Regions from separate parts of the Mus musculus genome. Here region 1 is linked to region 2. The links are chromatin contacts, found by Hi-C or POLR2A ChIA-PET in ENCODE. All regions are on one chromosome and are shown on one strand. The core of a region is the stretch at or near the end of the contact, and the rest is flanking DNA. Distances in the headings are between cores, read along the strand shown. Region 1 overlaps Ano6 (anoctamin 6). Region 2 holds the start of Arid2 (AT rich interactive domain 2 (ARID, RFX-like)).

The links. Hi-C counts contacts between places; a loop is a spot of excess contacts on that map. ChIA-PET counts read pairs that join two places held with the same protein, here RNA polymerase II (POLR2A).
Region 1: a map of regulatory T cell shows a loop between it and region 2 (2.5-fold over the local background). The contact joins the enhancer-like site here to the promoter of Arid2 in region 2. A Hi-C loop is called at or near these places in 1 of 37 maps with a recorded cell type or tissue (regulatory T cell). POLR2A ChIA-PET finds 5 or more read pairs at or near these places in 1 of 5 experiments (embryonic stem cell).

Annotation. Positions count from the first base shown.
Region 1 is chr15:95,886,055-95,889,039 of GRCm38, reverse strand. All of the region lies in intron 2 of Ano6 (anoctamin 6), which reads right to left. Among named protein-coding and RNA genes, the nearest start is that of Gm41389, 24 kb to the left of the region's middle. Within about 2 kb of position 1,624, at least 2 of the 3 ENCODE cell types and tissues checked have a DNase peak (open chromatin) inside an H3K27ac peak, as active enhancers do.
Region 2 is chr15:96,285,884-96,288,991 of GRCm38, reverse strand. It overlaps Arid2 (AT rich interactive domain 2 (ARID, RFX-like)), which reads right to left and starts at 1,470. Exons shown (of 21, transcript NM_175251.4): 1 at 1,206-1,470; 2 at 1,005-1,098. The coding sequence starts at 1,297. It overlaps Gm38469, which reads left to right and starts at 1,594. Exons shown (of 3, transcript XM_011245785.3): 1 at 1,594-2,976. The coding sequence starts at 1,739. The coding sequence ends at 2,482.

The DNA.
Region 1 (2,985 bases), core at 375-2,874, 400 kb after region 2:
TTTTCAAAGGGTAAAAGAAGAAAGTTGAGTTATTTTGCCCAGTGCCTTCAAAGGAGTGTGAATTTGAGAAGGTAAATCCTGTCCGTCCTCTTGGCTGTTGCTAAGGAAGCCCATGCAGAGCCTCTTCCCCGCCACTGGCTCAAGTGTAACTGCAGGTTACTGCAGGGCAGTGCCTGAGAGACAATGTCCCAAACGTGAATCTTTTCTAGTAACAACTTGGCGCGGAAATCTACCTCAGCAATCTGGTTGAAATGTGGCATTGAGGTTTCCCTTAAAGAGGATGCTACCATCACTCCAGAGGGAAATGGTAGGGCCATGTGGAGTCTGTCTCCTGGATGGACAGGGGTGTAGGGGTGACACAGGCCTGAGGGAAGGACTGCATGTGTGCAGGTACTCTGTGTCACTCAGGGCAGGCAGAGTGGAACTGGTAAACACTCCCAGGATCCTTGATGTCAGTATTTCTGCGGCTACAAAACAACCTGTCAACACTGGTCTAGACTCACATGCTTCAAACATCATCAAAATGGGTCTTTAAAAATCCTGCCTAGGAACCCCACCTCACTGCAGCAGAATCTATTATCGTCCAAAATGCTGACTGTAAATTATTTATTCACAATCAGGATGAGATGTGGCTCTCCTGGAATCTTTGCTCAAACTCATCCTTATGCATGAGGCCGTCTGACCCTTCCTTGCCTTGGACGACGAAACTGACTGCATCTGAAGAAATTTCCCGATATCCTGAAACACTGGAGTGCCCCAAGCTCATCTGGGTTAACTGCATTCACGTCACACAAAGCAGGCTGTAGGAAAGGTTTGTTTTCCCACAATAGCTGAGAAGCTGCACGGTGAAAAATATTAAAATTTTCATATAATTAAAGAGCAATATGAGGGTAGCAAGAACTGCTCTCTGTGGTTTATATGACTAGAAAAATAAAGTAGTTAATTCTGAGACCATGTGGGGGGAGGAAGGGGCATAATTTAGTTCATAACAGAACTAAATTAAAAATAGAGTACCATCCATTCTGCAGAAACTCTGAAATACCTCTCTCTCTCTCTCTCTCTCTCTCTCTCTCTCTCTCTCTCACACACACACACACACACACACACACACACCAAGTTCAGCTCAAGCAAAAGCCTTTATTCAGATCTCAAAACACTGAACTTAACTTCATTTGCATACTACCAATGGCATAGGTCCATTTCCTAACAACTAGAAAGATACAAGATATAAATAAGTGAAGTGTTTTCCTCTGTACAATATAGTAAGCATGCTACAAAGCAGGACAAATTTCACTCCCTTTATTTTGATCAAAATGCAAATGACCACAGTCAATGTCATAAGCCAAATACGGAGCCAAAAAAGTCCCAGGGTTGCAGCTACAGGAGAGGAGGCTGAGGGTTGAGGGGAAAGACAAATATTTGAAGAAAGCAGGGGAGGGAAGAGAAGGACGTAACAGATTAGTCACAGGGGAAGCAGAAGTCTGTGGGCACACAGAGCCGGCATACAGGAGCTTCTCTTTGACCAGACTAGGCATTCCACATTGCTGACTTCAGAGAAACAAGCAAAGGCACCCACTCTCCGAGGATAGGCCCCGGAGTGAGGGCTGTTTTTAGAGTGTACCCCAGGATGTTCCAAGAACATGTGGTGTTGACTCTGTGATAATCAACATGCACTCAGGAAAAACCCAGGGATTTCTGCAGAAATCAGTCTCCCCTTGGCTCTCTGTTCCCAAGGCCATGACCAGCACTTGACACGCTGGGCCTCTCCACGTATTAAGACCCCAGAGTTCCCACCCTCGCCTCCCAAACTACAAAGACTCTTTTTCTCCTAATGGAAAAAAAAAATTATGTTCCTTACAAAATACAAAATAACTTCAAGCAACATGGTAGAGTATAAAGGAGAAATAAAAGTCATATGTAACCCCAGCTCTCAGAAATGAGCTGAGATTTGAAATATTTTTACAGAGTAGTCTTCCAAGCCCACTCCCATCCACATGAACTAAAATGGCACCACACGCACGCACTGTTGTACAAACATCGATCAGAGACATCTCCTAGCTTTATATAAAGCTCTGAATCATCATGTTTAATAGCTGCAATATAATTTAGCTAAACAGTTCCTCCACTGATGAACACAGAAGTTGCTTCCAATTTTCTGCTTCTATAAACACTGCTGCAGTGTGCTTTCTTGTACATATGTATATGTGCACATGTTCAATTACTATTTCATTAGGCTAAATTCTGGAAGCAGATTTCTAAGCGCTACGGCCTGTTCAAATGCCTCTGATACACGAGTCGCTAAGCCATCATGCAAATCACACACCCACCAGCACAGTGTAAGAATGTGAGTGTGCCGGGCGCCACCCTCCCTAGATTACAGCCTTCCACTTTCCCACTACCGCAGCCAAACCGTGTATTTTGGGTTTTTCCTTTTTTTCTTTTGCTCCTCGTAACTACAGGACACTAGCATGATTCCAGGCCCCGCCCAAAGGAATTACTACACTTTTAAGTAGTATCTATTGCCACCTTTGACCTAACTGGACTCTTTAATAGATTCTCTTGAGCTTTGGTGGTGAAATCTGAGACCACACAGGGAAAGGGGCAAGAGGGCACCAGAACAGCACAGAACAAACTCACAGAACCTTTATATGATTCAGTCTGAAAACCCCATGGCCACAAGAGGACTGCTAAGTCAGGGAGAGCACCTGTATGTCTTCAAAGGTGGTGTCCCCGTGGTGGGGATAGGAGGGAAGGGCCAGCAGAGGGGCCTGTGCACTCTTGAAGGAGGCCCCCAGCAAGCTATCTGCAGAAGTAGTGTTCCGTAACCACTGGGGACACTGGTGTCTACCTGACACAGAGTAATCTTGGCTAAGACACTGTTAGAGAGGCAGCAGCCTGTGGTTATGGGGAAGACAGGGAACTGTGTAGGGAGAGACCTTGGAAAGTGCTCATGTGTCCCAAGTGCATCCTGGAATGAAAAGGGAG
Region 2 (3,108 bases), core at 221-2,720:
GGAAGCTAAATGCCCCTTCTGCAGAGATCTGTAGACACCTAAGGAGCAGTGGGTGTCTGGGGTCGACCCACGAGAGTTACTAAGCCAGGGCTGCTTGAATCACTATGTTTTCATCAGAGAGCCCTGTATTTAGCAGCACTTGTTTTGTTTTGGGGGGGGGTTGGTGGGTTTGTTTTGTTTTTGAAGCCCGGACAATAACCAATCGCAAGTCCCTCTGTCGCCCCCTTTTAAATCTCAACGCGGTCCGTTTGCAGTAAAGAAAAAAAAAAAAAAAAGTTCAAAAGGATCAATACTGCTCCGGACAGCGACGTCCGCGAGCTCTGGGGGGGCCGGGGCCGGGGCCGACTCCGATCCCTCTCCCAGATCTATCCATCTCCATAGGCCCTTCTTTGAGGCCTACAGCTTCTGCCTAGCCTTGAAGCCTAAGATGGCTATTTGCAGACAGGTCCTGCTTTCTTTTGTTAGCTGTAGAAAGCCAGGGCGAGCGGGCCGAGGCTGTGCCCCCGGCCGCCGGGATCATTTCGCAGCCGATTATCGATGTTAAACCTGCCCGCGCTAATTTTGAGTTGCACGAAAACTGCTCAGAGTCTGTGTGTCTCTGTGTCTCCGCCTGTGCTAGAGCGGCAGCGGCGGCGGCGGCAGCGCTGACTCGCGGGCGGGCGGGCGGGCCGCGGGCTCGGCGGGCGGCGGGCGAGCACTCCACTCGCCCGCGCTCCCCGCCGCGCCGCTCAGACCCCGCGGGGCCGGCCGGACACCGGGCAGGGCGCTCCCCGCCGCCGGGCCGCACCGCCCGCCCAAGCCCCGCGCCCGCCGCGCGCACGCGAGCCACCAGGCCGAAAACAGCCCCGCCGCCGGCCGCCTCCGTGGGCCACCGGCTGCGAGCGCCGAGAACGCCGTGTGTCCCGCCGATCGCCCCCCCGACCCCGGGCGCCTGCTCCCGGGTCGGAGCAGACTTTTCCGAGCAGGCCAGCGAGAGGGAAATACAAATTAAAACTTCCACTCACCTTCGCGAATCCGCCTAAAGTAGTGACTCTGGTGTAGAGCCCGTGAAGATCCAGCTCCTTCCCACCCACCGCAGGGATCTTCTTAAACGGCGACCTGCGGGCGACAGAAAGCCCCGCACTTGTCACCGGGACCCCGCGCCCGCGGCGGGCCCCCGTTCGCCCCGGCTCGCCCCGGCGCTGCCCCCCCGGTCCTGCTCTCACCCTCTGCTGTGGTGGAACTGCCGCAGCTCGTCCAGGAAAGCCAGTCCCTTCCTCCGCTCGTCCGGAGGCGCCTTCCCCGTCGAGTTTGCCATTATTTTGCCAAAGGAGGTCTCCCGAAAAAACCCAGATCGCGGTTCAAACGCGGCCCCCGCTCCCCGCGCTCCCTACCAGCGCCCGGAGCCCATTCCTCGGCCGGCGGTGGCGGGGCTCAGTCATGGGCCGGCGGTGGCGGCGGCGGCGGCGGCGGCGGCGGCGGCGGCGGCGCAGGGAGGGAGGAGGGAGGGGGAGGAGGCGAGGAGGAGGGGAAGGAGGGAGCGGGAGGCCAGGGGGAGCGCAGGGCCGGAGGGAGGGGAATTTCTAAAAAAGTTTAAAGAAACGGGAGCGAAACTAGAGGGGCAGGCGACGGGCGGCCGGGCGCGGAGCCGCGGGGCGAGCGCGGCCCCCACCCTGCCTCGCCGCCTCCCGCGGCCCGGCTCTGGGCCGCCTCTCAGCGCCGCCGGCCCTGGCGGCTCGGCCCGGGGACGCGATTCAACATGGTGCTGCGGCCGGGGGGCGCACGAGCCGACCGGGGGCCGGGCGAGCCGAGGCGAGGGGCCCGGGCGGCCGCAGGCCTGGGAGTTGCGGCGGCGGCGGCGGCGGCGGCGGCGCGGCGGGGCCGGGGCAGGCGGGGCCGCGTGGGGAGGGGGAGGTCTGTGTGGTGGCTTGTGGAGAGCGGGGTGACAGCGTGGATCCGGGCCGCGGCTCCGCGGGGCCCTCGCACACATTCACGCGCGGCGGCGGCGGCGGCGGCCCGGGCGTCCCCGGGCACAGGCTCCGGCGGCAGCCGAGCCGCTGCGCGCCGCCCGCCGGCCTGCCTGCCTGCCCGCCAGCCTCCCGTTCTCTGCTGCCGCCGCCACGGCCGGGCCGCCAGCGCCGCACAGCGCCCCCCGAGGGCCGGCCGCGGCACTGCGCCTGGCTCCACACGGTCGCGGCGGCTCCTCGCGGGGAACAATAGACTCGGCTCGCCCGGCTTAGGGTTCATCTGCAATGTGCAGCACATTTCACACGCACACAAAGCGGGCGGAAAGGGGGGCGGCGCGGGGAAACGGCCACTACCGGTTGTTCCGGGCTTAGGGGTGGAGGCGATGTTCGCGTCCCCGGCGGCGCCCGCCGGGCCTCCGGCCACACTGAGAAGCAGGCTCGCTCGGCGCAGCCCCGGCGGCCGCGGACGAGTCCGCTCGCCCCCTCTGGAGACGTTGCTAGCGGGAGGCGTTGGCCTCCGGGCTTCATCGTGCTAGCACGAAGCCCGCCGAGCACATGGTCCATGATGGGGCCGTAAACTCACTTTGACAAACTGTAGGATCGAATAGGCTGGAAACTGCCTGCCCTACTTTTGTGGAGCTAGAGTAAGGCTTTTCACTCGTCCTCCCTTTTTTGGTCGGTTTGGTGCACCGAACCCGGAGGTACGCAAACGGTAATCGCGCCTGTTGGGAAATAACCTCCCAACTTTGAGAATAACACTGCTTAGGTCTTTTTTTGCACTAGTATCTGAAAAAGAGGGCAAAATGTTTTTCCCTTTCAGTTTAAAAAAAAAGAAAATGTGTACATAGGGAATTCAAAATTTGTATCTTTTTTTTTTTTTAGTACCACTTAAATTTGCATTTACCCGGGTGTTGGAGCCCTCCCCGGTCTGCAAATGTGGAGAGCCTCATGCTTCTCCTTTGGTCTACTAGGATTCCCATTTTAGAGACAGCCACCAGTGGCAAAGTCACTAGCCCAAGGTCACAAGCTGGTAAGAGTCTGGATGGGTTTATTTCAGGTAGTCTTTCCGATGGGAGCACCTATCGGGTGACGGGGAGGAGTATATTAAAAAAAGAGAGAATTATGTAATAGAGCGGAGCGTGCTTCCGGTACTCACTCTAGG